4 separate regions of the Mus musculus genome follow, and all the other regions are linked to region 1. Evidence: chromatin loops called from intact Hi-C (ENCODE). Cell type or tissue: heart. All regions are shown on one strand. Links, peaks and the distances in the headings refer to the core of each region. The heading gives the core; the rest is flanking DNA. Region 1 overlaps Lsamp (limbic system-associated membrane protein). Region 2 overlaps Drd3 (dopamine receptor D3). Region 3 overlaps 4932412D23Rik (RIKEN cDNA 4932412D23 gene). Region 4 has its middle 21 kb from the start of Gramd1c.

Region 1 (8,061 bases), core at 1,716-5,715:
AGGAATGCAGATTTGTGTGCTTCTGGAAGTAGTAATACTATAGCAGAAATGGGAGGTCTTACGACCTCATCATGCACACTTCTGGTCCCATTTTCCTCTTTTCATGTGGCTGTATTTAAATTTCACTGGAAACAAAAACACAACAACAACAAAAACCATTTTTCCCCCACCGAAGAGACAGTGACTTTAAGGCTATGATATTTAGCCTTAGACAATGATACTCAGAATAGAAGCTGACAGGGCTGTAATTATGGGTCACCGAAACTTTAGGGGCCAAGTATGCAGACTCTGTGTGTGTAAAACCGATGTCCTACAATTACAACGGAAGCATGTTCTAGTCTATGTCGTTTCAGCAAACTGCTTAAAATGTGTAAGACTGCAGAGAGTGTAGCACGGAAAACTACTGAAGTAAAGAATAGCTTCCTAAACGATGCTCGGCGTCTAGAGCTAAAGCAACAGGAAGAGTAGAACAGAACCGATCAACAACTGTATGACGCCACAATAAACCACGTTGCGTGTTCTGTTCATGAAATTATAAATATAAGTGCACTACTGCGTGCTTGCTGTAACAAATACTGCCTTCCAGAGAAAAATAGAAGGAACCGAGAATTGCATCCACAGTGACATTTCCACCGCTTATCAGCTCATCAGATTTAACCTTAGTGTCTGACTCTTAGAGTCATTGTCGCCACCACGTGGTGAGCCGTGGTAGTGAACCTCGGCAGTGTCTCCGTTAAACATTTGGTGGGTGAAATTCTGGTTAAAGCAATGCTAAGTCTAGACAAAAAACTACTGGAAGATGGAGACAGTGTATTTTTTTAAAAGTCTGATATTTTGGCTGGAGTACCACAGAATATTGCTTAATATGAAAATATGAACATATGCAAACTTTGAGCCTTTCGCGTATGCAAAATGAGCTTTGTCTGGTAAAAAGCCATGGAACCAGAATAAACAAGTTAAATATCTAGTAATTCTAGTCAGCTCACTCTGTGATCTCCTGAATGTCTATGGTGTCATAGTAAGAAGGGACACCCCAGCCACCTTCAGGTCCAGTCTCAGGAGGGTTGAGGTTCAAAGCATCTGCAGTGGTTGTTCACCATTCTCTGACGCCTAGGCGTCCTGATACTTCATGCCAAGTCTTCTCTGAGCTTCTCCTCTCCTCCACCAAGCTTTCTGGATGCCCGGGACTCTCAGCTTCCCTAGGCTCCTCTCCTGGTGGCAAAGCTTTTCTCTTGTATCTTTTTAGTGCCTGTCTGTATTAGTGCAAGTGTACCAGCAAGGCTTTCAGAATGAAGAAAAACTGTACAAAAATGAAGGTCTTATATGCCAAAATGATTTGTGTTTTGCTCTAGTATGAAACGGATGCTCTAAAAAAAAAAAAAAAAAAAAAAGCCCGATTTGCTTCTTTCTGTACTCTCATTGTTAGTACTAGGACAAGCTATATTGTTTCCCTGACATCGTAGGATTGAATGGTATCTACAGTCAGCTAAGAGAACTGAACTGGCCTTAACATCTTATTCAAATGGCAGGAAACATTAAAGAAAGCAAGAGTTCTGTTATTGAAAAGCATACTGCATATTCCCAGGAAGCTAGATAAATACATTAAAATCAACATTTTTGTTAATGTGTATGCATGCCTAGTTATGTGTCCTCTACCACCTATCCACCCATTCTCACACATAGGGAAGTTTCCATCCGCTATAAATCTTTATCTATACATATATGACATAAGCATGTATTATTGGCCTTTAAATACACAATACAAGCTAACTCCTACTTTCACATGTTACTCTATGTTGTAACAGGAATTCCTACTATGCATGTGTCAATAGTTTTTAATTTTATTCCCGACAGTCTTGTTACACATCTGAAATTCATTGTATACATCTGGTAAAGATACCTTTGCCTCTATCAGTTATTATTTATTAAGTTCTCTCATATAGTTATTTAATGCGCCTATGTGGTTTGCTCTTGCCATAATTGATTTTGAGAGTAAATAAACAGAATCGAGGAATCCTGTAAATGGGTAACAGTTGGGGAATTATCACAAGTTAGGTATGCAATTATAGATGCATACGATTGCATAGGAGACTACTCCAGTTAATGGCTAGTTCAGGGAAGGATAATCCACCAAATCATTAATTATGTTTTAGTTCCTAGTTATGAAATTCTGCTTATTTGCTGAAATGCAAATGATAAATCTTAGTTCCTGTGCCAGATGGCCACGCTCAGCAAGTGCTTGCATATACTGAGAGCCATCACGAAAGCACAAGTCTGCAAACACAACTTAGCCTTAGGAGCAGGCAAATAGGTGCACAGTTCAAAAGCTTGTTACATGGTTTTCATATCACAGAGAACAATCACACCAGGATATTTTACCATATCTATGTGGGCATTATAAACACACACACATTTTGGCATGTGTGGCACTTGGTAACTATTTCTTATATTATTCACAACACAGAAATTTTGGTATCAGAAATGAATGAAATACCAACTCTAATCAAAGATATTTGTAATTTGGATCAGGCTTAAGTCAAAAACAAGCAAACGGTCTTATTTATTTATTATGTGTGTATTATGTTTGTATATGCTTGCAAGTCATCAAATGTGTGTGGCCAGAGGGGAACGAACTCTTCTCTTTGCCCATGTGGCCCTGGGGACCAAACTCGGGTCCTTTGGCTTAGCAGCAAGTGACTTTACCCACTGAGCCACTGAGCCTGTACTGGCTGGAGGCTTTTAAGGCTTATTAGAGTAAAGGCAAAATTTACCTGCAGCAAAATAATAAATCAGAAATTAACATTCCCAAGGTTCTCCGAATCAGCTAAAGGACCCTGCTAAGATGAGTACTAAATTGTATCTTTTCGTGACCATGCTCGTAAAAGGGCAAAACCTGGATTTATGGCAAAGTTTATTAAATATCCTGAAATGAATGAAAAGGATTTTTTGGAGGGGGCCAAGTTTCTCTCCTGCTGATCCAATGTAGGATTCTGAGATCATCGTTTTGCTTTTTCATAAAGACTCAAAGATTTCACAAAGTGTTTTTCTTCAACCATCTATTTTGGCGACACTTCTTAATGCACAGATCAGTGATGGTTTCCTCTTTTTTCCACCCATTGTGACTGAATTTATTTAAAGTCGTCTTTAACCATGTCCACAATGATCCCCGGGTGTCCATTGCAGCCAATGAGAGATTCGGATCAGTATTAATGTTTGTGTTTCAATTATACAAAAGAAAATTATTTTTGGAATTCTTAAAGACTGATGGAATTGACTAAAAAAAAAAAACCAAAAATCTAAACAATTTAGGAAAAATCTGTCGAATAATGAAGGTTTGACAATCTACAGAATCTCCAAAATATTTCTGATCTGTATGCTCTGCCTGTGTTGGTGACCTCGGAAGCCATGTTGAAGGCAAGTGCGAAAATGCTGTCTCTGGCGCCACCTGCTGTCTATGTCCTGTTAGTACAGTTTCCTCTGTGTGAATTGGGGCTTGAAGCCTATGGAAGCTGAGACCTTAAATGCAGGCTCCTCTCTCATCAACTATCTTTATCCTCTCGAAAGTGGTATTTTGGACAGCTGAAACTCTCTTGTGATAACGTTAAGAACAGTACATCTTTCTCCTCAAAGCAGTCATGATCATAGTCCCAGTGCTTGAAAAGTGGAGGCAGCAGGGTAAGGAGGTTAAGATCAACTTCGTACATAGGAGTTTAAGGCTAGCCTGGAATACACGAAACCCTGACTCAGCAAAACAAAACAAAACAGAAAAGTAAAACAACAAAACAAAAACACACAAAAAAAATCAAATAGTTTCCCACATCATTTATGAAAAACTTAGATACCACACACCCAATACCTTAATATGATATTTGAATAATACCTGATGTCATTAGCCACATCAAAGTCCTGAGGTTTCACCTGTGTCACCAGACAAATTAATGGATAAGTTTTTAATCATACTATTGGGGAGAAAAGAGCTAAAGAGCGTTTTAATATTTTATGTCTTCTTGCTTCAAAGAGCCCTATCTGGAAGATATATTACTGGTTACCTCTGATGTGCTGAGACAGTGATGACCTATAAAGATAGACCACAAAAAGGGTATTGGTCTGAGCAACCATAAAACCTCTGTGGCTTTTAGATGCTGGAGGGCATTAGTCCCCCTGCCCCCCACAATAGGTTTCTACTGTTGGTGACAGTCATGATCATCACACAGTTCGTGAATTAGAAAGAAAGCTATTTTCTTTTTTCCTTTTTAAAAAAGTAATTTATTATTATGTTATATACATTGATGTTTTGACTGCATGTATGTCTGTGTGAGGGTTTCAGATCCCCTGAAAGAGGAGTTACAGATGGTTGTGAGCTGCCATGTGGGTGCTGAGAATTGAACCCAGGTCGTCTGGAAGAGCAGCCAGTGTTTTCAACCTCTGAGCCATCTCTCAGCCCGAAAGTTATTTTCATAAGAGATGACCTACAGTCAAGTGATGACTAGGAGGGCATGAACGATGGTGACATCTGGTCTCCTCCCAGCTTCCTTAGTACTTGTCTTGGGACGGACAACGTGAGGTTGCTTGCCTCGGCAAGCTTGCCCTGTCTTTGTAGAGATAAGAATGTAGACTGTGTGCCACATGGCTGACGGGAGTGCATGGAAATCATGGAATAACCTCTTCTAGGGATCCAGCTGTCCAGGTAATCTCTAGTAAGTGAGGCTTCAGGAGCTGAGAGAACAGAGGCAGGGTGGAAATGTCAACTGCGTACGCATTTCATTTCGTGAGTTGCTGTTTAGCTGTTGTGTCTGATGTAGGCGTCGCAACTTGGCAATGGATTTACTTGAATCGTCAACAAGTGACTGTAAAATTCTGAAAGCTTTGGCATTGGGTAGCGATCTTTCTACAAAGTGAGATCTGTGGAATGAACCACAGCTGCTTAAGATGAAGTGCAGAAGGGATGGAAGAAGGATGTTAGAGTGAGTAACTGTCAAAAGTTCTACCAGGCAGGGGCCGTGGGTCAGGGGGTGGACCCTTTATTAATAAGAAAGTTCACGACCTGGGGAAAATCATGGCCAACTGTCTTATTGAAAAAAAATTTTTTTAATCACAAATCATGATGCTAAAGCAAACTCAGGTGCATGAGACCACACTATATGGCTGTGGAATTTTAATTAATGTCTAAAAGGTTTCATAAACAGTAACCATACCTTTTGGCTTGAAGTGCACGGTGGTGCCAATTTCTAAAAAAGAAACATTCAGCAAAAACAAAAACAAATAAAAAAAAAGGCTTTATCAATTGAGAAATAAACATGAGGGTAGTTGTTACTCTCCACTCAAAGGAGGGGAAGGGGAAGGCAGGTAGAGGACAGGACAGTAAGAGAAACGGCCGATAGAGACTGAGGGACAGGCGAGCAGAAAGAGACTCTTCTTAGACTAAATGAGCAACTGCTAGGAACAAAAACTGAATGGCAGTTCCTGAATCTCCACGTTACGTGCTCTGTCATTAGACAAGCAGAGGGGCTCCAGCATGGAGTGTGAACGTCATCTGGACTGCACTGTATGCAACCATAGAATGTGTCTGATCCCCAGCCTTATCGTGACCCCACTCGCACCAGTTGGCCTTATCTAACTCCTTACCTAACAACCACGTTCATTCCTACTCCAAGTTTCACAGTTGCTGTACCATCTACTAGAAATGTTCCCCTCGGTTTCTAGACTGTTCGGTCATTCACTCCAGTCACCATTATAGGTCTGCTCCATCAATTCCTCGAAGTCACTGCTCTCTGATCCTCAACATTCTTTTACTGAGCATTAGGGTAAGCAGTATTAAAGTCCCTCCTGGTTTGATTCCCTCGTTTGCTTACTGGTTGTCTCCTAAGGGCATCCACAGTGCATAGCTTATTCACCACTGAATCTAGTTCTCAGCCAGGACCACGAGATACAGGAACTTTCCCCAAACACTTGTTGCACGTGTTAATAAATGTCAAGGTTGAATGAGATTAGATTGCTTAAATATCTGGATTTCCTTTTAAGTATCTTTGCCACATAATTCAAAGCACTTACCACCTTTGGAAGTAAACAAGTAAAATTTCTGTAGGGTACCATTTTCTATTTCAAGACCAACTAAGTGATTGGTTAGCTATGGGAGTCCATACCGGCAGTGAGATCCAGATATTTATCTCTCTATGACCAGCGGGACTACAGGATCAGATCTGCAGACTGAGTAACACAATCTAGCAGAAAAGGTAAAATGAAGAAGCTCTTTATACAGAACCTCTGCCATCTTATAGTTCAGCTTCCATTTTTTTCAGTTGTGTGTGTGTGGGTGGGTGGGGGGAGGTGTGTCTTTGAGGATAAACACTTGCCATCTCCCCAGCTTTCTTTTCTGCTCCCTGGAACCAGATCCCCTCTCCTGGGGTATCATGGCTTCTGCAGTAGCATCTCGGTCACCCTTCCCAATGGGGACATTACTTCCAGCGAGGAGTCTTTCTTGGTCTCCTTAACGATGTCTGGTCCTTTTATTTTCTATTATACTCATCTCTGTCTTAATTTCCAATGTGTTTATCTGATGATTTGATTAACAGCTGTCACCCCCCCCCACACCCCGACTCTGACTTCATGAAGTCTGGGGCTGTGTCTGTTATTATGTGATACTGTAGTCCTGTGCATGACAATCATTCTGAACGCACATGAAAACATGAGAAGAATAAACACGGTTCCCATTGCTTCTGAAACAGAAAACTGGAAACCCGATTTAGCAGACTGGGCTCGGCTCTTTGAAATCATGCCTGAAAAGTCACCACAATTCCTGATAACTTATTCATGCCCTTCCTTGCATACTTCTCCATGTGTCCATTTCTCACGGAGAGTCTCTCAAACAGTATAACACTACCTGGCACCATTAGGACAGTTATAAAGAAAGGCATGGTTGTCCCAGTGTCTGAAACTCACAAACGTTTGGCTATTCCTCATCACTAGCAAAACTAACACCAGCCACCCTGTCCCCATATTTGTAGGTACAATGGTTTCCCTGAACTCCTTAGCCTTAGCACACATCGCTCTGACTGCTCTCTTGGTTATGATATCTGGTGCTGCTCATGGAGAACTTCTAAGGATGCCCAGAGACACCAGCATCTCTCAGACCCTTTTCTAGGTGAAGAACATTGCCTATAGCTGGTCCAGTCAACAAATACATGACACTGTAAGTTCATATAGAAACATGGAGTACATTTCTTCTTAGGAGGCAGCTGCTTATTTACCCCAAAATTCTAGACCTAGAGGAGACCTCTTTGAAGAAAAGGGTTATGGTTTTTTCTTTTCCTTTCTTTGCTAATCTGGTGCACCAGCTTTGTGGGGAGAAGTTGAAGCAAATGTCCAGGGCAGACAGGCAGGGCAGGGACTCTGATTAAGCTAAGAGATACCTCTTTAACCTTCCCATGCCCTGTCTTTATCATTTGTACACAAGTTTAATGAATATGGCCGGGATAAACCTGCTCCCTGGATTACATCACTACTCAGTGAGCTCCCCTTGCATCTAGCACACAATTCAGTAAGGGTTGTTGTTACATCTTCTGGTGCGGATCCTTCTAGAGAGGATTATTAGTGCAATTTTTTATAGTAGAAGAAAGATACCCTGATTAAAAAGCCACGTAGCGTATGTGCCAACAATACGATGGGCAAAACATTAGGAGACCTTGGCACATGCAAACCAGATAGGAAGGAGGTTAATTGGGCAACAAATTCCTTAGGGTGCAGTTGGCAATATGCTTACAGGAACCCAACTGACACAGGCTTGGGTGAGAATCTGAACGTTCCAAATGAATGTGTTAGGGGAACAATTCTCTATTCTTCCATTAAAGAGAATTACAAGAAATATCTTGAAACACTCCCACACATTTAACTCCATGAGGTAACTGTGCAAAAATGCTTGAATGTGTATCTACTAGTGCTTAAAAGATAAACTGAATGCCTGGTTACATTTTATAGCCATTCCTTCCTTTTGCGACCATAAATTGATTTCTTTTTGAAACAGTAAAGATCTTAAAATTCTACCTTCAATTTTTCTTTGTGAAA
Region 2 (8,061 bases), core at 2,361-6,360, 1.6 Mb before region 1:
TCATGATCCCTAACATGTCCCACAACCCACCTTCTCCTCACAGGCCACACACTCTGAGGACTTTGGGTGTGGGTCTGTGTATGTTCGCATTCTTCCAGAGTTTGCCAGACGGCATCAGTACTGTGTCCAAGTGAGACGCTTACTCCCTGCTTTCATAGTGATAAGCATTCCAACAGAGAGGTTTGGAAAATAGAACTAATAGCCAAATGGAAGCTTATTTTGGAATCCATTTTTCATGCGCCCGGTCGGTATGTTAGTCTTTTTTTGTGGCTGGGACAAATATCTCAGAGAAATCACTTAAAAGAAGAAAGGGTTATTTTTGGCTTATAGTATTAGGGATTGGGTGGCTCCCCTACTTTGGGAGTTCAGTGAGGCTGAACAGTATGGTGGTAAGAGTGTGTGGAAGAGAAGGTTGCTCAGGAGCCAGGGCCAGCACATAGCCTTCAAAGGCATTTCCCTGATGACTTCCTCCGGGTAGGCTCTACCTTCCCAGTTCTGTCACCTTCCAATTGTCCATACTGACCAGGCCAGATCCCTTGAGATCTAATGGTCTCAGAATGCACACACAGACATACCCAGGGAGGCATTACTAATCTCACAGGTAGCTCCCAATCCAATCAAACTGATGATCAAGACAGACCACCCCACACAGTCAAAGTCTACCCCTTAGTTTCATTGGCTAGTGTATTTTCTTCAATTACTTTTCACACATACATTTCCACTGCTTGTCAGACTTCTATGGACAAACTCATGATGCTTGAACCAGACCCTGGCTCCCCATGCCCTTTCACCTAGCTCTATTCTTCACCCTCTTCAAGAAGTCCAGACATAACTCCCAGACCTTCTGATTGCCCTTTGACCTTTCCACACCACTTGCTTACTTCCTCATTTCACTTTTGATTCAGGGTCTATCCAGCCTCTGCTGTACTTTATATATAGCATCTGATCTGCTCTATGCAAGCCCTTTCTGGATGGATAGAGACTGGAGAAAGTGACACTGACTCATTGACCTTAGAGTTCAGAGAAGGAGATGAAAGAGAAAAATGCAAGCAAACATGTCAAGATAAAATGGAAAATACCACGAAGGAAGTGCATTGGGTGTGATGGAGGACTGAAAAGGTCAATTGGGGGGAATGGGGACCAGTGTGTGGTATCAGAGGGACTCAACTGTTCTAGGCAGAAAAGCAATAGAGGCTATCAATGATCCATTGTCATCCTTTCTCCACTTAGCCCAAGCCTTCCTAGGTTATCTAGGTGGTCTTTTTTTTTTTTAAAGATTTATTTATTATTATACATAAGCTCACTGTAGCTGACTTCAGATGCACCAGAAGAGGGTGTCAGATCTCATTATGGGTGGTTGTGAGCCACCATGTGGTTGCTGGGATTTGAACTCAGGACCTTCGGAAGAGCAATCAATGCCCTTACCCACTGAACCATCTCACCAGCCCCTAGGTGATCTTTTGCCACCAGGTTGTTTACACTGATTTCATGATGTCTTCCTTACTTCCATAGCTAAAAACTCCAAGACAGAAAGAACTCCAGAATTCTTCTGGGTATAATCCTTTCCCATTGTATACCAGAGAGACCTGTGTGTATAATGTAGCATCCCTCCGCGATGAGATTACCAATTCCTGGACTCTGGATTAATCAGAAGGGAAATTGTTCTGTGAGAGCCTGACCTTATCAGGTGAACCTTAAAAGGGATTGAGTTGTTCTGCAATTCAAAGAGCTTCAACGTATGAGAGCTATCCTGCCTTGAACATCAAACTACCCTTGTTTATTCTTCAACACAGACTAGCAAGAGGCCAGTAGAAGCCTGGAAGACATCATGCAAGATAGTAAGAACCACATTGTTACCATTGTAAGACACCGAATGGTACTGACAACCTGAGTTTGTAAGGAGGACTATTCTACGGTTCAGATAAAGAACACAACACAACATAACCCACACCTTGGGCTCTGTCTTGCAAACCATGACTACTCTGCGGTGTTCCGACCTACGGGGATTGTGAGGTTAAAGTGGTTGTAGTTTATATTTTTAAACCTGTGATAATTTGTCCCACCGCAGCAGAAAATAAATATACTGTCATTGGTTCCTCTTTTACACACAGGCTAAAATTGATTTTCTTCAGCATGAGCTCAGCTTCCTTTGTGAACATGATCTTCTGTTGATTCCTGGCATGCACTCATGCTTCAGCCAAGCTGGCCTTGCTGGTGGATATTTTCCTACAGTCTTTGTCTAGCCCTCTATCCATCCTTCTCCCTGGGAGTTCAATCGTAGCCTCCCTAGTATCTCTCAGACAGATACTTTTGTCTTTGAACTTATAATGTTTCAGTGCCAATCAATTGCACTGACATCCTGAGTGTCAGTATCTTAAGCCATCGTTGGGCTTGTCTCACCGATGGAGAGAGATTAGCCATTTGGTTTAGGTTCCCAAACGGCTCAAAGCATCTTATAGCTCAGTATTCCCTAGAGGTCCATGTGCGAAGCAAGTAGGCAGCTATCGCCCGTCTCAGTGGCCATGAGAGAACGGTCTAATCCTTGAGCCAGGCTCCGGGGAATTTAGATATGGGTCTAAATATAGAGCGACAATTTTTGTCTTTTTGGTTTCCGGGGAGGCAGGATGCCAGATTTAGGGCAGGAGCCTCCTTACTCTGCCTTGTACACCGCAAAGCTTGGGCTGAGGGAAAGCAAGATGCATGCTGGGTGAGCAGAGGTTGAGCGATGTTCCCTGTTTGTCCCTGTGTGTCCAATGTCCGTGTTCCACCTGTGCCTCTTATGTAGCTACTTTCCAAGAATTAACACCTGTGTTCCTGACAGAACAGCATAAAGACTGCTGTGAGTCTTGAGATGAGAGCGAGTGGCTTCCTTCTGAAGAGGGAGAAATGGGGTTCTTGAGTTAAAGTCTGTTGAGTCCCCATGGATTCCAAGGGGGTCCATGGTAGCCCCATTCTTTTCTTCTGGAGCAGTTACACAGCACACCCCCACCTGGTGGTCCTCCAGGCCTATCAGTTTGAGGACTTCTTTTCTGCTAGGGCTCCAAATCAAATGTGGTCACTAGGGTCACTTCATGGTGACCCCAGGAGCCTTTGGAGGAGGGGCTGAGACTTAAATCCTGCTGCTGTCATGGAGGAACTGCTACAGCTAGCTGAAGTCTGGAGAGTGGGAAGATGGCAACCACGTTCTTTGGCTTGGGCTTGCTGTAGGCAAAGTCCTCCTTGTTTTTCATACTAGCTTTTTTATATATAAAATGTTATTATAAAAACTGAAAATAAACAAAAACATCACACACCAAAATGTGTGGGCAAAAAAAAATTAACGGGTAAAAGAATCCAGACATGCTAAATATTCAGTGATGTGCTAACAATTCTCTCTCTTTTCCTCTCTCTTTCTTTTCCTCTTTCTTTCTTTTCCTCTCTTGCTCTCTCTGTCTCTCTCTGTCTCTCTCTGTCTCTCTGTCTCTGTCTCTCTGTCTCTCTGTCTCTCTCTCTCTCTCTCTCTCTCTCTCTCACACACACACACACACAAAGCCCCAATTTGTAACATGCATCAATTTTTGTTGCGCAAATACTCCCACCACTGCTCATGTCAAGCCACCACCAAAGGCTTGATTACCAACTTGAAACATTCCTGGAATATTGCTCTCACCAGCATGGTTCTAGCACACTAGTGGGAATGGCATGCTGTCTTAAACACACTTTAATGCTCATCAGCTCTTTGGAGGCTCCATCACTTCTATGAGCAAGAGACTATACTGAACGTAGCTCTTTTTATGAGAGGAGCCAGAACTTCAGGGAAGGCAGGATAGATCTAAAGTTTCAGACTGGAGTTGTCCTTGCAGAGCCAGGTCTCCCATCTCTAGGACCAGTGCCTTTGACAAGGACCCCATTCCCTGTCCAAGGCACATGTAGCTGTCTTAGCCCTGCAGGGAAACATGGGTTTGCTGGCATCCCACTTGTTTGTACTCGGGAGACCAGTGTGAATGCTCAGAACTGAACCTCCCCAAGTATCTTGACTCTGCTAATTGCCAGCGTGTTAGGGTGTGGGGAACGTGGGGGTGGGAGTTGGAGAGTGTGGGGGTGTACTGTTAAAATGAACGTCCCCAAGTTATTTCCCTAGTGGTTTCCATGAGGTACTTCTAAAGTAAAACCCAGAGACGTGTATTTTTAACATCTAATGTATCTTATTAGACAAGTCTGAGAGAGTCTGCATTAGGGAGAATTTCTGTCAAACCTTCTTGCTCACTTGGGGTAAGAGATGAGAGACAAGACTACAGTCTTTTATTGTCACAGTATGTTTTTTTTCCCCCCTTCTTCTTCTTAAATGATTAAGCCGTTAGAATAAATGAGGCCCCCTCCAGCATGTCATAGGTGGGTGGCTAAGACCTCGAGGCTGTTCCAAAATCCACCATTGGAGGGCACCAAAATGCAGCAAGAACTTCGCCAGCTCTGCCGGGGTGAGAAGTTCACGACTCACCTGGGGGCTCTCCAGGCTCTGTGGGGAGGCAGAGCCGGAAAACCTCCCCACTTAGTTCCTGGAGCCCTGCGAGGACCCCGCATTCTCACCCTGCGAGACTTGTTTAGCCTCTGGTTTCCTCTCTGAGCGATTTGCTCAAGGCCAACCGCGGAGGCGCTGGGTCAGGCTTGGCTTGGCGCGGCTTGGCTGGAGAAGGAACCCTGGCTAGGGCCACCTCCCTTGGAGGTGTTCCCAGTCCCACTCCCTTCTTTGTGTTGCAGCATCTAGTTCTTTCGGCCCTCTCTCCTGTAGAGTACTCAGCCGACCCGAGTGCAGTCAATGTTCGCTCTGGTAAAGCCCTAGGGCTGAAATCCAGCTTTGCAGCTAGCTTGTCAGACAGTGAGGCCCGCGGCTGGAGTTTTCTGACTCAAATTTTCTGTCTAACAGAACTGTTCACAGCTATTGAATGAGATTACATTTGTGAAGTTTTTTGTTTGTTTGTTTGTTTTTTAATACAACTTAAAATCCAAAAGGCAGTTCTTACTGTATCGCCATCATTATTGGGCTAGCCTAAGAGATTCATGATTGTTCTGTGTGACTTTAGGTTTTATGATTGTGATTTTTTCCCCCTCCTGGTTGTCAGGCAGTGCACATTAAATTTATTTATCAGACAAGTGTCGAGAACTTTCTTGTGTGAGCCACTGTTGAAGGGCTGGGGTAGTTGTTGATGTTAAACGGGCACAAGGAACCAAACAGCCTAGAGTCGCTTTGCTGTAAGGCTTAGATACTGAACTTGGCAGTGTGACTTAACAGCTAGGGGCCCCAGGGTGAGGCTCCAGGGCAGTTTATTGTAGGAGATATTGGCTGCACAAGCTGGCTTGGTGGCACATGCCTACAAGGTCAGCATTCAGGGGGTGAAGGTGGAGGCAGGAGGATCACAGACTTGTGTTGGTGGCTTGAGCTAACATAACCCTGGAGCTGTCTCTCCATGGAAGAATGCAAAGGTTAGCACATTCTAAGTGGTAGGTTCCATCCCCAGCCCTGGGGAAATAAAAAGATGGGCAGTGACTTTTGGTTCCATTCATCTATTACCTAATAGCTTTGTGATTCTAGTCACCCCACCCGTGTGTGTGTGTGTGTGTGTACATACGCATACGCCCACTGACATGTGCACATGTAATGGGACAATGTACCTACTTTGCTGGACTGTTTATAAATGATAGCTATATTTGTTTTTGTTGCCTGTGCATTCACACAAATTAGGATAACAGGAAATTATACTTCTAGTGGTGCGCTGCAGGCGTGACCTTCACAGGTGACCTTCCCTAACTTTTGTCAAGAATGGGGGACTGTCTAAATCTCTGGAAGATCAGGGTCTAGCTTGGGACTTGTGACGAGGGACAGCAGGACCTTCAGCACACATGGAGCGCCCTCTGATTCTCGGTCGACGTGGCCGATCGCTCATTAAGGTCTTAATATCATGACTGTCCAGCTGAAGCTATCATTAACCTCAAGTGGGGGGTTCTCGCCGTGACTGCTGGGGGAAAGACGAGCCCGGTCTGAGTGGGAGGGCCTGACTCTAACTCCCTGCCTGGGTTTAATGAGCCCAGAGCTCTGAAGGCAGCTTTTCACCACCTTTTATTTGGTCAGACAGGGGGCTCAATAAATCTTTAGTTCTGTGGACTCCCCTGGTGGAGTTGTTGAAGGAGAAAGCTTTTTGCAAATGACTGGAAAGCCCTTTGCAAATATAAAGTGCTTATTTAGATGCAAACTAAAAATCCAAGGTGCCTGTGACTCATCTGGTACCTATTGTGCTCTCTGCAAAGGCGCGGAGGCTTGCTTGTGTGATGGGTGCCATTTGAGAGCCACTTAAAGATCTCTCTGGTGAATGAATTTGGTTGCATTATTCCGGGGCTCCTCTCGGAGGACTCTAATTTTCAGCGCTTTGGTCATGTCCTCCTTCCCTGACACGTTCTCAGCGGCCTCCTTGAGTCAGCCCTGACCCAGGATGCGGTGGGAGGGGACTGACCTGCTGGGAAGATGCCGGAGCTGTGGGGTGGGGGCTTGTGAACAGAGAACTCCCACTCTGATTTTTTAAAAGGAAAAAGGAGGCTTTAATCCAAGCATCCAGAGCCAAGCCTAAGAATCTAATGACAATAGTATTTATTACTTGCTTTCAAAATCCCTTTTATCATTTCCTTTCCTTCTTTTCTTTTTCTTTTTTCTTTTTCTTTTTTTCCTATCTCTTACTACCCTGCTATTATGGACCAGGGCTTCATGACCAAAAAAGTACTGAATCCATTTGGTCAAGTTTGTCAGGCTGATGACTGGCATTGTGTGAGGACCAAAGGTCTGTGTGAATGACTGCATTTCTAATGAATTGACCAGCTATCTGGCATCACATGAACAGATTTTAATGCTGTGTATTGCACACTGCTGGGAAGGAGAATGGAGACAGCTTTTCTGAGGCCCGTTTTCTTTCCTAGGACGGGGGTGGGGAGCTCTGTTTTGAGGTTTGCTGAGGACAGTCCATTATGAAATGTAAGCCCCTGCCCTATTGAGATCGGAGGCACAGCTCTTCCTTCAGCTTTTAGGTTATCAGGAGCGCTATGCATTCTGGGGGTTTTCCTATAGGAGACAGAAGACAACTCAAAGTTTGTTCTTACTGGTTGGGTTTTAAGTGGTGAAAGGTAACGTGTGTGTTAATACGGTTGTGGCGAGCAAAATGATGCCCTTCTGCAAATTAGAGGCAAATTGCAAAAAGACACCCTTATATGACCAACTCAGTCAAATGAAACATTAGCTGCATTCTGATCCCAGAACCTCTTCTTTAAGGGCCATGCACCTAGGCCTCAGTCAGTCATCTGTGTGTGTGTGTGTGTGTGTGTGTGTGTGTGTGTGTGTGTGTGTGTGTTGAACATATAGGCACACTTTCACTGGGGTAGAGAGGAGGGGTGGGGACTGGGGAAGGAGGGAGGGGCGGTTCCAGTGTCTCTCTAGAACTCTGTCTACTCTTCTTCATTTTCTCAGTGGTTGTAGGTGACTCAGCTCTACCCTGTAGCCTGCAGCAATCTGGGGAGGTCTCTCAGAGACCTCCTCCAGGTGCAGCCTGGCTTCTGGACTTCACTGCAGAAAAGAATTTCAGTCTGAGTCTGAATGAAGCAGAGTAAGAGTTTATAGGGAAAAAAGTAGTAACCGATTTACGATTTAACCGATTAGACATTAGGGGAAAGAGAGATTTAGGAAAAGCGCAGTATACACCCAAGACATGAGAGTAGACTTCTCAAGACTCACATTTAACTGTCTTCTATGTGGCTGATGCTGTATTATTTAAAAGTTTTAAAAACACCCCCTTCCCCTTTTCAGTAAGTGAGGTCATAGAGGGGTTTTGGGGATACACTAGAGAATACAGGCTGATAATATAAAACCATAGATGTGGTTAGTAATCATCATCCAGGCTAACTTCAAACTCATGCTCCATCTGCCTCTTTAATAAGCATGCACCACCACAGCTAGCATCATAGGTGGGAGGAAGGAGAAAAATGGAATAATGGGTGAGAGAGGTTTAAGTAGGGAGAGAGGAAGAGAGGGTAAAGGAGGAAGGG
Region 3 (8,061 bases), core at 2,682-6,681, 610 kb before region 1:
AAAAAGTGGGGTCATGCATCTGCTCAGGGCTAGGGCCACTGGGCAAGGTGGGATGCGGGAAGTCTGATGACACTTGACCCCACAGAATCTCTGGGCTGGAGTTGGACTGTGAGAAGCCATGGGATCATGCCTCGGGGTTGAGGGAGGCCCTTCTGAGGTCCCCGCAGACCCGGTGGAGTTGGGCTCTACCTCTCAGGCACCACAGACTGATGGGCACCACTGAAGAGCTGGTTCTCGGGTCCCTGGGCAGCATGGAGGCCAGGGACAACAGGTTCTCACTATTGAACATCCCAGACGCTGCTGTATGTCATGAAAGAACTGAGAACATAGTGGGAACCCTGGGAGGACTCTGGCCCTGGCACCAAAGGGAAAAGGGTAGGAGGAGAGCTCTGGAAGGTTACCAAAGGAGGGGAGAAGAGAGTCTAGCTAGCTCAGGTGGCTGGCTTTGGTTGGTGGTGGCTGTGGCTGGAACATAAGAAGGCCTCTGGTAGGAGGTTAGACACGTGGCTCCTTAGAGGGAAACCTGCTCCAGCACGGCAGATCCTGATGAGAAGAGGTAGTCCATGGTTTTAAGGCATTTATTTTAGAAAGGCAGAGAGAAGGAGAGAGTAGACAAGCAGAGGGCAGCCATGGCCATGTGGAGACAGGGGAGAAGGGAGGGGGAGAGAGGGGGAGCAAGAGAACAAGAGAGTAAGAGAGCAAGAGACAGAGGAAGGGGGCAAGCAGCTCCTTTTATAGTGGGCTGGGCTACCTTGCTGTTGCCAGGTAACTGTGGGGAGGAGCATACCTGGCTGTTGCCAGGTAACTGTGGGAATGGAGTCCAGACAGAATACCAGGAGCTTGGGACATTGCCTATGTGACTGATGGCCACACACCTCTCTGCAGGGGGCTGGGGGGGGGCTGTAGCTGTGACAGGAGCCAGGGGCCCAGGAGGCGTGGCCGAACTCCTACTGTCCCATGAAGGCAGATGTCACTGCCTACCAGGTATCAGGGGTTCTAGGCCTATGCTCAACTGGAGACCAGTTCACTGCTCACTCCACATACCCTCTTGACTCCCCTCCCCATGCTGTGAATAATCTCTATTCTATACTGTACCATCATGTGGCTGGTCCCTCAGAGGAAAAGGATGCCTCCGCATGGGCCTGCCAAGGCATCCCCTTCACCAATACTTGACTACACCTCCACCAAACATATTCCCTCTCTCTTTGTCTTTTTATAAACACATCAACTTTGTTCTAATTATATTTATCTAATCCTCTATTCTCACAGAATCCCATCTTATTTTATTCAGATATTTTCTCAAGAATATTTTAATAAAATAAGTATGAAAGGTTGCTATTTCTTCACCCTGTTATTCTTCGTAACTTCTATTCAGTGTCACGGGGTCCTTAGTTGTGCACAGCATCATAACATATCTTCCAATCTTTTTTATGTTTTAATTTTCTATACTCAGTTCTATTAGCTGTTGAAGATTTGACATTCATATAGTTTCGGGAGTTACACCCAATGTAATGTTAACAACGTCCCTTCTTGTTTTAAGAAGTGTTCTGTTTTTCTAGCTTATGCTTCATCTGTTTAAAATATGCCACAGAATTTTCTTGTCTACAATAGTTTTTAATAGCAATTGGTTTGTGTCTTTCTAACTTGCTTCTGCAAAGTTAATAACGAACATCCTCCTTTTAAATATCCTCTCTCTGTTGTGCCTTTGAACACAAGCCAATCTTCCCCCACACCCTTTATTACCAAAAAATTTCATCCACTGTGCCAGGGGACTCATCTAGAATTGACTGGCCAGTCACAAAGGACTCTGCAGAGTCTTTGCCTTAAAAACCACGTCATGGTCCACCAACACAATGTGGTAAGGCAGAGTAAAAAGAAGGCAAGAGAAAAACAGGAAATTATACTCTCACAGGAAATTGTAGTAATAAAGCTGAAAAGCCAAGGAAGTAACTGGCCCGCAAGTCATAAAATCCTAATCATGTGGCAGGGACAAATTGAAGCTCAGTCGCCTGCAGAGCTTCACATTGTTCTTCCAGTCATTACTCACTTCTAAATTCGAGCCTTTGTGACTTCAAAGTCATAGGATCATTTCACAGTTGGAGTAACTAAGGCAAAAAGAAATTAGGTAGCATACTTCAAGTTTCACCTTAAAGACTGCCTAGGACATGGGTCTCCTGACTTGGATCAGCAAAGACATTTCCCCAGTAATTGAAATTTCTTGGGATCAGTTTGCCAGGCCTTGTTTGCTTCACATTTTAATGTAATAAATTCTCCTCACAAAACCTTTCAAAAAAACAGTATGTCTTTTATTTATGGAGATTATAAGATAATTGCATCATTTCCCCCTTCCCTTTTCTCATCCAAACTCTCCCATATACCTCCTGTTGGGCTGTCTCAAATTCGTGGACATGTGGCCATTTTTGCAGATGAAGATCTAAAAATTGGAATTTTACTGTGAAAGTACCCACCTTACTCCACAAAGCAGGCTTGCATGCATGAAATAACTTTATTGTTTGAGTGTTAATATATCAGCGGCCTGAGAGGGGCAGGAAGAAGAACATGTTCTTTTTCAAGGAGAGTAGTTGCCTGGTAGTTGCCATAGAAACTGGAAACCGATGTACAGATATCCTGCTAGAAAATTTCCACATATTGAAGATGTCTTGCTGTCTGATCGATAGCTAAGAGAGTTTGATTAGCTTCATTAATTAAAGCAGAGGTACCTACAATGGAGAGAATGTGTCTTAGCTAATATGCAAATCTGTTTCTTGGGGTCTGAGAAAAATATCATGTAAGTGTTTTTAATGAAGCATAATGTACACAAGTGCACATATCATAAGCATAGAGCTTAATGAGATGCCTCATAGTGGATGCGGCTGTGCCTCTGATTCAATAGTAATAATATCAAAAATGTTAGTAACATTCTAGAAGCAATTTGTGTGCTCCCTTCTAGCCAGTGCTCTTCCAAAGAGGCTCCTAGCACTGTGTGTGTGTTACTTCACTGTTTGGAGGCTCTAGAGCAAGGGAGCATGCAGCATGCAGGTGTGTGTGTGTGTGTGTGTGTGTGTGTGTGTGTGTGTGTGTGTGGTTTGTTTTTTGTCTTAAGTCAGTTTTCTTACATTCAACATTACACCTGTGTGTAACATGACTAGGGTTTTTTTTTCCTGTACTTTTTAATTTTTATTTATTTATTTATTTATTTATTTATTTTATTTATTTATTTTGGTTTTTCAAGACAGGGTTTCTCTGTATAGCCCTGGCTGTCCTGGAGCTCACTTTGTAGACCAGGCTGGCCTCGAACTCAGAAATCCGCCTGCCTCTGCCTCCTGAGTGCTGGGATTAAAGGCGTGCGCCACCACGCCTGGCCTAATTTTTATTTTTAAAAGTATTTTTTTGTCTATAACATGTATTTTAGTGCTTGGTGCCTATAAGCAAACCGAGTATGCTTCCAAGTTTAAATGATTCTAAGATTAAGGAATGACAGCACTTATTTGAATTTCTTGACATTGGCTCACGCCTTTAATCCCAGCACTTGGGAGGCAGCGGCAGGCAGATTTCTGAGTTAATCTCATCTCATTAATCCCAGCCTGGTCTACAAAGTGAGTTCCAGGACAGCCAAGGCTACACAGAGAAACCCTGTCTCGAGAACCAAAACAAAAAACAAAAACAAAACAAAACATAAAACAAAACAAAACAAAATTTCTTGACTTGAAACCCAAGCTGAATTTATGAGTTCAGAGAGAACCAATTGTTCATAGCCATAAACTATAGTGACGCCAGCTAGAGATTGCTTATGTATTGTTGAATACCCACTATGCATGAATCTTTGAAGGTATTCTGATAGTTATGAAGGCAAGTAAAGGAGGAGGAGGAGGAGGAGGAGGAGGAGGAGGAGGGGTGGCAGTGGCTCATATTCTCAAGGAGTCTATCAGTCTTATCGGGGAAACAGAGCACTAAACTCAAATGATTATTCCAGGCAAAATTAAGAATCTACAAAACAGAAACAGCTGAGAAGATGCAGGCGCATCGATAAAGCATGACCCATCTCCCAGAAACCTATAAAAGTCCCATTGAGATAAACTTTGAGCTTCCTCTAACCTTCCAGCTTCTAAGATTTCATTAAAATTCTCTGTACAAAAGTAGGATCTTTATTCCCACTGGCTAGCCATTAGAGTTTATGGCTGTTCAGCGTATCCAGCACTTAGTCAAGAGGGGGCAGCATTCATCCTTTTTCTGAAACGAGTAGAACTCTGGCTGCCTGTCTTTCTAGGAAAAGAATACTTTAATCAGATAGAATTTCAGAGCATGCATATATTTTATGCCCCTGTTTTAATTGTTTGTTTATAGAGATGGTAACTGATGTGTACAGCTATGTTACTGAGACCAACAAATGAGTCCTGTTTAAGTAAGTGGAGCTGTGTCAGTGCCCAGAGATCCCCTTTCTCTGCCTTTGTCCCTTTCCTGGGCGTGGCAGCCTTGCTCAGACTCAGATTGCAAAAGGGCGGTGGCTGAAATGAACAAAAGAATTCAGACTTCTACTTTTCCCCAAAGAAAAGGCCAGCCAAGGGGAAGCCCCGGGAAAAAAAGGACTGTGTGTCTCCCATTGTTCTAACTATCTGATGCTTTCTTTCTTTTTCTTTCTTCTGAATGTTTGTTTACCTTAAACCTGTATTTGTAAGCATTGTTATTATAATAAAGGTAACTAAATAATCCCACTGGGGATTAGTGGCTGCCTTCTGTTTTAGGGGTGGTCTCCTTATCAACCAAGTAACCCTTAGAGCCCTTAGAGTTAAAGCAATGCATAGTGCCTGGTAGTTCTTTTCCAGCAGAAGCAGGGGCAGGGGCGTGGTAGTGAAAACTGAGAGAGGTTTAGCTGAAGCTATCAGACCACGTGTCTCTCTGACCTCCAACTGCCAGACCTCCAGATAACCAACTCCCTTTTGTTAGTGAGCCACTTTGATTTTAATGAGAGACATATAACCCCTCCCATGTTTTACGTGATTGACTTTGAGAAAATCAATGTTGATGGCCAAAAACGCCAAATTAACATCAGAGTAGATTTCCTTATACTGTATACAGCCTTAAATAGCCCTCTGAATGACATTTTGTTTTTTATTTAAGGAGTAGACCTTAGCCAAATGTCCTTGAATGATAAAAGAGAGTTGGCCCTCCCCATAATTAGCTTTTGTAAATATCAAGTCAAGGGTCAGAGCAAAGGTCATCTGATTTCTTTCTTTTGTGTAGAACAAGGGGCTTTAGTGACCATGACTGATTTTAGATCCAGCAAAGAATGAGGTCATTGCTTTTTACACAGACTGCATTGGATGAATCACAGAAACCATGGCAGTAACGTGAATACCAAATAATAACTGATAATTTGCGTACCAGTTACAAATACGCCTAATCTTAGATCTAGTAAAATGCTTTACTCTGTCAAGGAAATGAGGCTGCGGGATCAGCTCCTGAAAGGATTGCCAGTGACCTCATGCAGCTGTGATGTGAAGCTACAAAGCACTTGTCACATGCCACAGCTGAGGTCAGAAGTAGATCCTATCCAGGGACTTCACAGAGGGCGATAAAAAAAAAACCTCCGACTTTTAACTCTTTCAGCACTAGTCACGTAAACGCTACAATATATAAAATTTCAAGCTCATTTGAGAAATAAGACAAAAAATATTTTCATTTCTTTTGAAATTAAGCATCAGGGTTTGGAAACCACTTCTACTTAAACCAAACAGTGATTTCAAATGTGTTCATCAAGTGATGCTTTAGACTTTCCTTTTTAGAAAAAAAAAAAAAAAAAAGAAATAAAAAGGAAAAGACAGAACTGCTCCTCGATATGGGGGAGGAGGGATGTCATTGTAGATGAAAGGGGGAGCTTAGCCAGACTCAGAGACATCTGGGAGAATCCCGAGTGGACATGACCCTGAGCCATCGGAGTATGGGAGGGAGGAGAAGGGAGAGGAGAGAGAGGGAACCAGTTGCAGCAACCTATAGGGCAAAGATACAAAAAGTGTGGGTAACCAAAATGGCTGGATCATATAGGGGGGAGCAATCCAGCCCCCTGGGCTAGAGAGTTCAGGGTAGGGGGCAGAGATGCAAACGAGGAAGAACTTGTAGCAGGTAGGGGCTGAAGAACGCTGGGAGAACATGGATGCCACATTTGCTTTGATATGTTAAATAGGCACTTCAGCCATTTGTCCCAGAATTTGAAATTTAATATAAACCATCCTATCTTGGGATGGTAAGGTCTGAAAAATCTCTCCAGGATGTAAACACTGTGGTTGTAAAATGAGGACAATATCAGGCGAGCTGGTACAGCTGGGCAACCCTCCCTGGACAAGGTCTTGGAGGTCATTTAATCTAACTGCCTTATTTCACAATGAGGAAAACTTTGGCCTATGCATATTATAAGATATATGTGGAATTAGTTTTCTTCCTAGTTATTTACAATGTGTTTTCCTAGGTTCTCAGGAAACATAATAAACTTAGACCAGTAGATCATTGCAAGAGTGATAAGAATGGGAGATAGGGAATTTTAGGGAGTGGGACCCTGAAGGCAGTATCTCCATTCTTGTCCTCAGCCAGAAGCTAGATTTGTCCTCTTATGCTGGCTAGAGGCCAGGAATGCCAGAAGGAATCTCTGGTTTCTTGTTATCTCTCTCTTCTCCGCAATGCATCACTCCTGCCTGGAAGCTTTACTGAGTAAGGCCAAACCCCAGTATTGGCGCTAGTCCCTTCTGGTGAGTAATTTTGGAGCTGGGTCTCCGGATTTCAATAGTGGAAATAGCTACATCTACTCCCCAGTATAACCCATCTCTTAAATGATTCCTGAGCCTTAACTTTTGAGAGGGTAATGCTAGATAGCCAGATAGGAATTATTGGAGGGCACTGAGGATAGATTCCTCTCTTGTAGTTATTTTTGGACCCATCCCTCATTTCTCTCCCAATTACATTAGAAGCAGAAATTGTCCTCCACCCCAAGCACCCTGATCAAAACAAGGAGGATCACCTTGGACCCTGGGTGGAGGCGCAGTGATCTGGTGCAAACTATTGGACCTGGTATCTGCTATTGACTCCTCTTTCAAGAGTTGAGTCTACGAGACTCGAGCCCCGGGCTACCTTGCCAGCAGAGTCTTGCCCAACACCCGCAAGGGTCCACACGGGACTCCCCACGGGACCCTAAGACCGCTGGTGAGTGGATCACAGTGCCTGCCCCAATCCAATCGCGCGGAACTTGAGACTGCGGTACATAGGGAAGCAGGCTACCCGGGCCTGATCTGGGGCACAAGTCCCTTCCGCTCGACTCGTGACTCGAGCCCCGGGCTACCTTGCCAGCAGAGTCTTGCCCAACACCCGCAAGGGTCCACACGGGACTCCCCACGGGACCCTAAGACCTCTGGTGAGTGGATCACAGTGCCTGCCCCAATCCAATCGCGCGGAACTTGAGACTGCGGTACATAGGGAAGCAGGCTACCCGGGCCTGATCTGGGGCACAAGTCCCTTCCGCTCGACTCGAGACTCGAGCCCCGGGCTACCTTGACAGCAGAGTCTTGCCCAACACCCGCAAGGGCCCACACGGGACTTCCCACGGGACCCTAAGACCTCTGGTGAGTGGAACACAGCGCCTACCCCAATCCAATCGCGTGGAACTTGAGACTGCAGTACATAGGGAAGCAGGCTACCCGGGCTTGATCTGGGGCACAAACCCCTTCCACTCCACTCGAGCCCCGGCTACCTTGCCAGCTGAGTCGCCTGACACCCGCAAGGGCCCACAGAGGATTCCACACGTGATCCTAAGACCTCTAGTGAGTGGAACACAACTTCTGCCAGGAGTCTGGTTCGAACACCAGATATCTGGGTACCTGCTTTGCAAGAAGAGAGCTTGCCTGCAGAGAATACTCTGCCCACTGAAACTAAGGAGAGTGCTACCCTCCAGGTCTGCTCATAGAGGCTAACAGAGTCACCTGAAGAACAAGCTCTTAACAGTGACAACTAAAACAGCTAGCTTCAGAGATTACCAGATGGCGAAAGGCAAACGTAAGAATCCTACTAACAGAAATC
Region 4 (8,061 bases), core at 1,284-5,283, 1.9 Mb before region 1:
TTCTAAATTCCTTAAAACTCTTCACGAGATGAAACGTAAATTAGAGAACTATACTTCAGGGAACTTTCACTTAGTAAAGAGTAAATTTAAAACATGTAGTGAGATGCCAAAACTTTCAAATTCAGACTCCATTTTGGAGAACCTGACCTAAGTTTGAACTCTGGTAAACTAAGAGGCTGGTACCGAGCATTAGTTTCCAAGTTGCCCCCAACAAAACCGGAACCTAACTCCTGTCTTTATGCTAAGCCCCAAGAATACCAGTCTTTCTCTCTCTCTCTCTCTCTCTCTCTCTCTCTCTCTCTCTCTCTCTCTCTCCCTCCCTCTCTCTCTCTCTCTCTCTCTCTCTCTCCCTCTCTCTCTCTCTCTCTCTCTCTTTGAGACAGAGTTTCTCTGTGTAGCCCTGGCTGTTCTGGAACTCACTTTGTAGACCAGGCTGGCCTCGAACTCAGAAATCCACCTGCCTCTGCCTCCTGAGTGCTGGGATTAAAGGTGTGCGCCACCACTGCCCGGCTTACCAGTGTCTCCAGGTTATTCTCCCAGCAAACCTGCACCCCCAGGTTACAAGCCCAGCCCTGACCACCAATGCAGAGGGGAGCAGAAGTTAAGTTTATGATACGATTCCCAGCTCCAACCAATCATGTTAAAGGCCACAGGAGCTTTCCAATTAGATGCTTGAACACGTATTCCTTGTTGTTGCTTACTATAAAGTCTTACCCCAACAGACATTCGGGACTCCCCCATCACCAAAACTACTGCCCTTCATGATGGTAGTGCGTTGGGGGTGGGGGTGGGGAAGCTAGCTCGAATAGAATAAAGACCCTACCGTGAGTTACATCAGATCGGCTCCTGTGTGAGTTTTGGGGGATCACTAACATTTCCCTGGCACAACAGTAGAATAGCAGCCTGGCCCAATGGGTCTCTATGGGACAGGATACATAAGAGGTCCTAGGATTGTGTTTGGTCCTGGCAGTGCACATATACTCTTTCAACTCCTATTTTTATCACCACTCTCCAGCTTCCAACCCCCAGCCTCTTTCCTAAGTGTTCTATGGGATTCCAGGTGAGACATGAACTGAATTCTAAGTTCTCTGTATTTTCTGTGAAAATTCTCTAAACTTCCACGGCCTCCTGCCTTTCCTCTGAGGATCTTGTTCTCTCTGCAGCCCACTCAGGTTGTTTTGGTTTTTTTCTCCAGTGTCACCAGAAGTAGCTGTGGTCCTGTCCCTGTTAGTGACCCAGTGCAGACCGACCCCGGTAGAATGCAGTGTGAACAGATGCAGCTTCCAAGGTTAGGTCATAGAAAGCATTGTACTTTCCGTCTAGGTCTCTTGGATCATACATTCTGAGGAAAGGCTCGGCCTCAGCATGAGGACTCAAGCTGTCCTGTGGAGAAGCCCTAGCAGAGAGGAACCGAGGCCCCAGACCAAGAGCCAGTGCCAGGCTGGCAGCCCTGTGAGTGAGACTCTCTGAAAGTGGATCCTCCCGGCTCAGGATCAGCCTCAGCCAGGTGGTTCAATGGCTTGGAGCTGCCTATAATCACCTAGCGCAGTCTTGTGAAAGATCGACCATGAGCCAGAGCTTTCCACCTGTGCTGTTTCCATATCTCGGAGCCATGGAAATCACAAGAGATAGTGAATACCTATTCTCACACTCTGATACTAAGGTTCGGAGTGAACTGTCATGCAGTGATGGTCACCCAAGTGCCACCAAAGCCAGGGACAGGGCAGGTCTCTTTCTTTCCTTCATTCTTTCTTTAAATCCCAGCTTGGAAATTCATGACTGAGAACTGTACCTGAGGCTTCTAATAGAAGTATTAGACCCTTCCACCAGCTCACAGTTCATGTTCCTCTTTTTCTTTTTCTTTTTTTGAGGGATGCTGGTTTTGAGGCCTCAAACTCATTATGTAGCAAGGTCCAGTGGAGGGTAGCCTTGAACTCCCAATCTTGCTCCCCTCACCTCCTTAGTGCCATGATTGCTGGCACATGCCTCCCTTCCTGCCTGAGGTTTCTTTTCCTATTGAAGAACTCTGGTCCTTGCTTATCATCTCCTTTCTCTTTGCTACTGTCTTACTCTTTCAGTAATTCTTGTTTCAATTCCAAGCCTCTGCTTTTCTTACTCTGTGGTCTTAACTTGTTCCTCTAGTCAGTCACCTGCTCTTACACTTAACATTATAACCACAACCTGCTACCACCCCAGCCCTGAGCGCCTTTTCTTCTTCTAATTGGTGGCTTCTATTACCATCCATCCTTCAAGCCTAAGTAGATGTTAACACTGTTCACCCGAACACTTTTCAGTATCCTTACCACTATTTTCCTTAAATGATAATTTTTAGAGGTGTGTGTGTGTGTGTGTGTGTGTGTGTGTGTGTGTGAACGTGAATGCAAGGTTGTGCACTTAAGTGTAGTACTGGTGGAAGCTTGAGTTCCAGGAGACTGTGAGTTGCCTGATGAGGGTTCTGGGAAATGAACGCTGGTCCTCTGCATGGACAGAAAGCACACTGAACACTGAACCCCTGAACCACCTCTCCAAACCCCTCGTATTTTTACTCTAAGGTGCCAATGCTAGAAACCAGGCTGTGCCTCTCCACGGGGCTCTATCTAGTTCTGTTTGTTCTAGTACTTAATTGTGTTTGCGTAGTGAGTTTTATTGGTATAAAAGAGAAACAAAATTTTATCAGATGTTTTGTTTGTTTTGCTTTTTTCTTTTTTTCCCCCTTTTCCCTCGTGAGACAGAGTCTCCCTGTTGCCCAAGTCTGGTCTTGAACTTGAGTGTGGTCAGGCTGATCCCCAAGTCACAGTTTTCCTGCCTCCCTACTTCTTATCGCCTGCCTGTTCTATTAGATTTTATTGTACGTTTTTTAAAAAGATTTATTTATTTATTATATGTAAGTACACTGTAGCTGTCCTCAGACACTCCAGAAGAGAGAGTCAGATCTTGTTATGGATGGTTGTGAGCCACCATGTGGTTGCTGGGATTTGAACTCCTGACCTTCGGAAGAGCAGTCGAGTGCTCTTACCCACTGAGCCATCTCATCAGCCCTTTATTGTACATTTTAATGAGGTCTAGTACATTCATATTAGAGAACAACCATCCTATCTGCAGAACACTATCTTCTTCTGCCCAAACTGAAATTCTAGGCCCATCAAAGAATAACAAACCCTCTGCTTTTCAAGGCTCATCACTGATCCCAGGGTGGTTAACGCCCTGGCTCACAAATTAGCCTTTAAGGACTTCGCCAAAGGCAATAGTCATTAATTGCCGCCAGAGGACGCAAAGCGCTCGGCCTGATCTGGAGGTGGGGAGTCCGAGGGCCGCAGCCAGGACCGCGCGTCGGGCACGCGCCTGTCCGGCCCTCTCCCACCCGGGAGCTCTCAGGGACGCGCGTGCGGGGTGTCGCGGGAGGGTGCGGCGATGGAGGGCGCTCTCACGGCGCGCCAGGTAAGCAGCCTCGAGGGGCTGGCTCCCGAGAGGTGGCTTCGCCTGCAGTTTCCTCTGCACGGTTGTTTGAACCCGCTCCGATTATGATAATTAATTCCTCCCTTCCCTTTCCTCTGTACTCTTTGGCGTAATTCGAAAAGTTGTTACCAAGGAAACGGTTTCCTGTGTCTCCCGCGAGCCTGTTCCTGGCTAGGCGACGGAGTGTTAAGTGCTTGAATTTGGTCCCTGAGTTCAGATATCTCAGCCCCAGACCCCAGTGAGTCTGGTTCCATTGTGATTTTTGACTTGGTATTCCTCTTGCCAGCCTTTCCGTCGTTGGTTAGCAGGGCTCACAAAGTTTAAGTCTCAATCAAGTTTTTGGTTTCAACTAGTTTTGTCGTTTGTTTATTATTATCCTATCTGACAAATGGGTAAGTTGGTTATTAGCTTTAGGGTGAAAGCCTTTCATTGCGGGCTTACTCGTGTTTCTCAACAGTTATCCTCACTGTATTACAGTGCTTGTGTGTAGATATTTTTCTTTCAGAGAAGTATTTTAGTGTAGTGAAGGGTATAGTTCAAAAAAACTGTTGGAGGAATAAATGAATGAATGCATTATTTCAATTGACTGACAAACCATTACTATGAGATAGGATACTGGTGAACTCTGTACAACAACTGTCAGGCAGGGTTGGACCTAACAGCCAAAGTAAGGAGTGTGTGTGTGTGTGTGTGTGTGGGGGGGTATCCCTTCTGTGGAATACAGCTAACATAGAACTGATAGTGCCATGCTCAAACCGTAAGAGTGTGAAATGATATGTCTATTGCTGACATAATTGAGGTCTCTGGGGGAGAGCAGGGAAGGCCTTCCCAGAGCAAGGTGAAGAGCCTCCTGGGGCTGGTAGATCAGGTTAGCCTGGCTGGTCAACAGGCCAAGGAGCCCAGGGTTCTGCTTGTCTTCACTGTCCCAAAGCTGAGATAACAAACATGCCAGGATGCTGAGCCTCTGTGTGTGTGTGTGTGTGTGTGTGTGTGTGTGTGTGTGTGTGTTGGGGAGGATCTGGGGGTGAATTCTGGTCCTCATGCTTGATGTCTTACCTACTATGCTAGCTCCCCATTTTATTTAATTGGATTTTAACTTAAGGACCCTGTGCTCCCTCTGAGACCTGAACCCCGAAATTCGTGAGGAAAAGTGAAATTTTCATTGAAAACCTTGCTCAAGAGCTCAGTTGTATTTTGATAAACAAAGCCCTGTGCACTACAGGTATATCTAGAACTCTGAAGAGGATCCGAAGCGCCTGGCAGGCCTTGTCTTATGGCTTTAGTGTATATGGACATATGTGTGGCCTTGCTTCATGCTCCGGGTATCAGTGAAACTGTTCATTCTACAGGAACAACTTCTCAGGCTATGATCCAAGCATCTATAAAATGTATGGGTGCAGCTGGTTGTTAGCCAGGACATTTCACTGCTAGTGTTAAGAGGACTTCCCGAAGTTTCGGCCCGTTGTGCAAACCCTTCGGGCCTGCTCTATACCAGGGTTGTCTGGTTAAGGGGGGAAGCAGTAGTCCTCTGCAGAACTCCAGCACGGGGAGCAGTATGGCTTGATGCTGTCCAGAAAATGTCCAAACGCCTGTTGCTGCGTTGCACGCTCAGTCAAACCCACGTTGCTTTAGGTTCAAGAGAGGAATAACCTTTTTCCAGGACTGTGGCCTCTGTGTCAGCAAAGAGGGCAGGGAAGGCCGCACACGCACGCCCTCATGCAACAGTTGCATCACGAAGTCTAGATTTGGCTCAGTTGAGCTCTTGTCGGTAACGTTTGCACTTGACAGTGCCATGTCACCTTGACAGGATCTAAACTATCAGAGAGGCAAGCCGCTGGACCTGCCTGTGAAGGGCAGACAGAGGAGACACACCTAAACGTGGGCAGTAACATTTCGCGGGCCTAGGTGACCATGAATAATTTAAATAAGGTACCATTCATTTATTCATTCATTTATGGAGAGCTCGAACGTGTGTGTGTGTGTGTGTGTGTGTGTGTGTGCCATGTCGCATGTGTTGAAGTGAGAGGACAGCCTGCGAGGTTGGTTTTCTCCATTCACCTCATGGGCTCTGGGTATTGACCTGAAGTCTTCAGGCTTAGCAACTAAATGTCCTCACCTGCTGAACTATTCACCAACCTAGGGCAGTGATGTTGATGGCCAAGGTCGAAGTGAAGCAAGCCCAGCAACCCTTGTTGTTTGTTCTGTGTAAATAACTCCCCAGAGACCATGAGCGGTAACCGTGCTGATGGGAGCCATGGGGATTTGCTAGTGGATGTATCTCCAGCAAGCGTTGAAGTTAATTCATTAGCTATGTGACAGAGACACGAAAGTCAACTTTTTTCATGAAGTTATTTTCATGACGGAGCTGAAGAGATGGCTCAGTGGTTAGGGGCACTCGTTGTTCTTACGGAGGACTGGTGTTCAATTCCCAGCCCCCGCATGGTGACTCACGACTATCTGTGACTCAGTTCCAGGACATCTGAGGACAGCAGGCATGCGCACAGTGCACAGACACACATGTCGGCAAAGCACCATACGCATCAAACAAACAAACAAACAAACACGTAAGAAATTGGAGAAACGATCTGAAGATTTGGGAGAAGAGGGAATCCTTATAAAAATTAATAAATACTGTATTTCTAACTGGGTCAAATTATAGACTTTTGTTTGTTCCTCCCCCCGCCCCCGTGTCCAGGTTTGTCGATCCCTCCTTTGGTGGGTGTCCTTCTCTGTACCCTAGCATGGTTTGTGAATCTTTCCCTCCAGAGAGCCACAAATCAGTGTCACCAGGGTTGGCACCTTCCATGGTTACTTCATAGGATTTAAGAGCCCGGGCTTAAATTGGGTAGACTTAACACATTTGATCTACTGCCTGGTGCCCTCGGTGCTTTTCCTTGTAACCCCAAGGAATGGCCTTGCTATGAAGAAGGCTAAGGAACAGCAATAGTAATGATGTTCATGGAGCCCGGTGCGTCATGATCTCTTATAATGCCTGCTGTCCATCATCCTCCCCATCTTCCTTCCAAATACGGGCATTGCAGATACTTCTCCACAGTGGCCATACTCTCATTACATTGCTTTTTTTTTTTTTAACGTCTTTTTTTTTCCCTTCTCGCTCAAGCCCTGCTTGCTCCAGCCCCAAGATTTATTTATTTATTATATGTAAGTACACTGTAGCTGCCTTCAGACATTCCAGAAGAGGGCATCAGATTCCATTACAGATGGTTGTGAGCTGCCATGTGGTTGCTGGGATTTGAACTCAGGACCTTTGGAAGAGCAGTCAGTGTTCTTTAACCACCGAGCCATCTCTCCAGCCCCCTATTTTTTGTATTTCTAGTACCAGCAACTACCTAGCAAATGGTAGTGGTTGGAAGATGTTTGCTGCGTGTATACATGACAAATGGGAGGAAGCAAAGACATTCGTTCCTGTCTTTTGTGAGCATATATGTGTTTGTGGTGTATGAATATGTGTACGGGTCAATGTGGGGTATCTTGTCAGTCACCCCACCTTATATTTTGATAAAGGTCTCTGTTGAACATAGAGCTCACCAATTCAACAAGATTTACTTGCCATTGAGCCTCAGTAGTCCACCTGTTGCATCACCATCTGCACTAGACTCATGCCCAACTTATATGTGGATGCTGGGGTGGGGTGGGGTGGGGCGTTTAAGTCTGGGTCCTCAGTCCTGTTCAGGAAGCACTTTGCCAACGGAGTCATCTCTCCAGCCACTAATTTCCATCTTCTAAGTGTTCAAATATTTTTTCTTTAGAAGTTAATTTATTGGACTGGCAGGATGGGTTAGTGGTGCCTACCCCTAAACCTGACCACGGGAGTTCGATCCTCGGGGCGCACATGACGGACACACACAAATAAATAATTTAAGGTGTTTATAAAAAGAAAGCTTAAAAATGAAATTTAAAAGTAATTTATATATTCAGAACACGTTTTTCTTTTAAAGTGCCATTTGTGGATAAGAAACTTAAATTGTTGGCGTTTATTTGCAGATAGTAAATGAAGGGGATTCAAGTCTTGCGACGGAGCTACAGGAAGAGCCCGAGGAAAGTCCTGGCCCTGTTGTGGATGAGAATATAGTATCAGCCAAAAAACAGGGACAGAGCACACATAATTGGAGCGGCGACTGGAGCTTTTGGGTAGTATCTTTTAATCTTGAATACAAATTCTCTTTAATTCTACAACAATTTATTTAATCCTTTGTGGTTAGCTTCAAGATTTCAGATGTTGTGACTTCCGAGACCCAATGACAGTTCTCACTAATTTTCGTTTGGCCACTAGAAGGCGCTGTTGTCTGGTCGGTGGAGTGCAGTGATCTGTTTGTCTCCTTGTGAAAATACTGCCTTACAATTGGACTGTGTGCTTAGTGTTATCAGCCGTATTGGAAAGATGCTAACATCGCATAAACTATGTTTCTGAGTCCAAGCTATTTTATGTAATTTTCATTCAAGGAATCGGTTCCCGTGGCAAGCACAGCTTCACAATGCATGCTCTGCAGTGTGTAATGGCTAGAAGATGGGTTATTAAGTTAGATCTTCAGATCTATCTTAAGTGTAACTCTGTTATCCTTCCAGTTTCCCCACATAAAAAGA

Evidence for each region. A loop is a pair of places that touch in the nucleus more often than their neighbours do. Peaks named below come from ENCODE experiments on the same cell type or tissue, not always from the same donor. Only the 100,000 strongest peaks of a DNase experiment are listed, where the experiment ranks them.
Region 2: it touches region 1 in a loop (5-fold over the local background); 5 of 42 quality-filtered maps call a loop at or near these places.
Region 3: it touches region 1 in a loop (5-fold over the local background); 9 of 42 quality-filtered maps call a loop at or near these places.
Region 4: it touches region 1 in a loop (4-fold over the local background); 6 of 42 quality-filtered maps call a loop at or near these places.

Annotation. Positions count from the first base shown.
Region 1 is chr16:42,165,318-42,173,378 of GRCm38, reverse strand. All of the region lies in intron 6 of Lsamp (limbic system-associated membrane protein), which reads right to left. Among named protein-coding and RNA genes, the nearest start is that of Mir6540, 130 kb to the left of the region's middle. In heart, for the core only: a CTCF peak has its summit at 3,445 (motif pointing left); no DNase peak of the experiment used is centred there.
Region 2 is chr16:43,798,585-43,806,645 of GRCm38, reverse strand. The region is part of intron 2 of Drd3 (dopamine receptor D3); the gene reads right to left. Among named protein-coding and RNA genes, the nearest start is that of Gm26074, 31 kb to the left of the region's middle. In heart, for the core only: a CTCF peak has its summit at 4,416; a DNase peak (open chromatin) is centred at 4,595; H3K4me3 peaks cover 490 bases; H3K27ac peaks cover 2,002 bases.
Region 3 is chr16:42,778,762-42,786,822 of GRCm38, reverse strand. The region is part of intron 1 of 4932412D23Rik (RIKEN cDNA 4932412D23 gene); the gene reads left to right. Among named protein-coding and RNA genes, the nearest start is that of 4932412D23Rik, 93 kb to the left of the region's middle. In heart, for the core only: a CTCF peak has its summit at 4,200; no DNase peak of the experiment used is centred there; H3K27ac peaks cover 2,736 bases.
Region 4 is chr16:44,058,649-44,066,709 of GRCm38, reverse strand. It overlaps a transcript of Gramd1c not described here. Among named protein-coding and RNA genes, the nearest start is that of Gramd1c, 21 kb to the right of the region's middle. In heart, for the core only: a CTCF peak has its summit at 3,259; a DNase peak (open chromatin) is centred at 3,439; H3K4me3 peaks cover 872 bases; H3K27ac peaks cover 726 bases.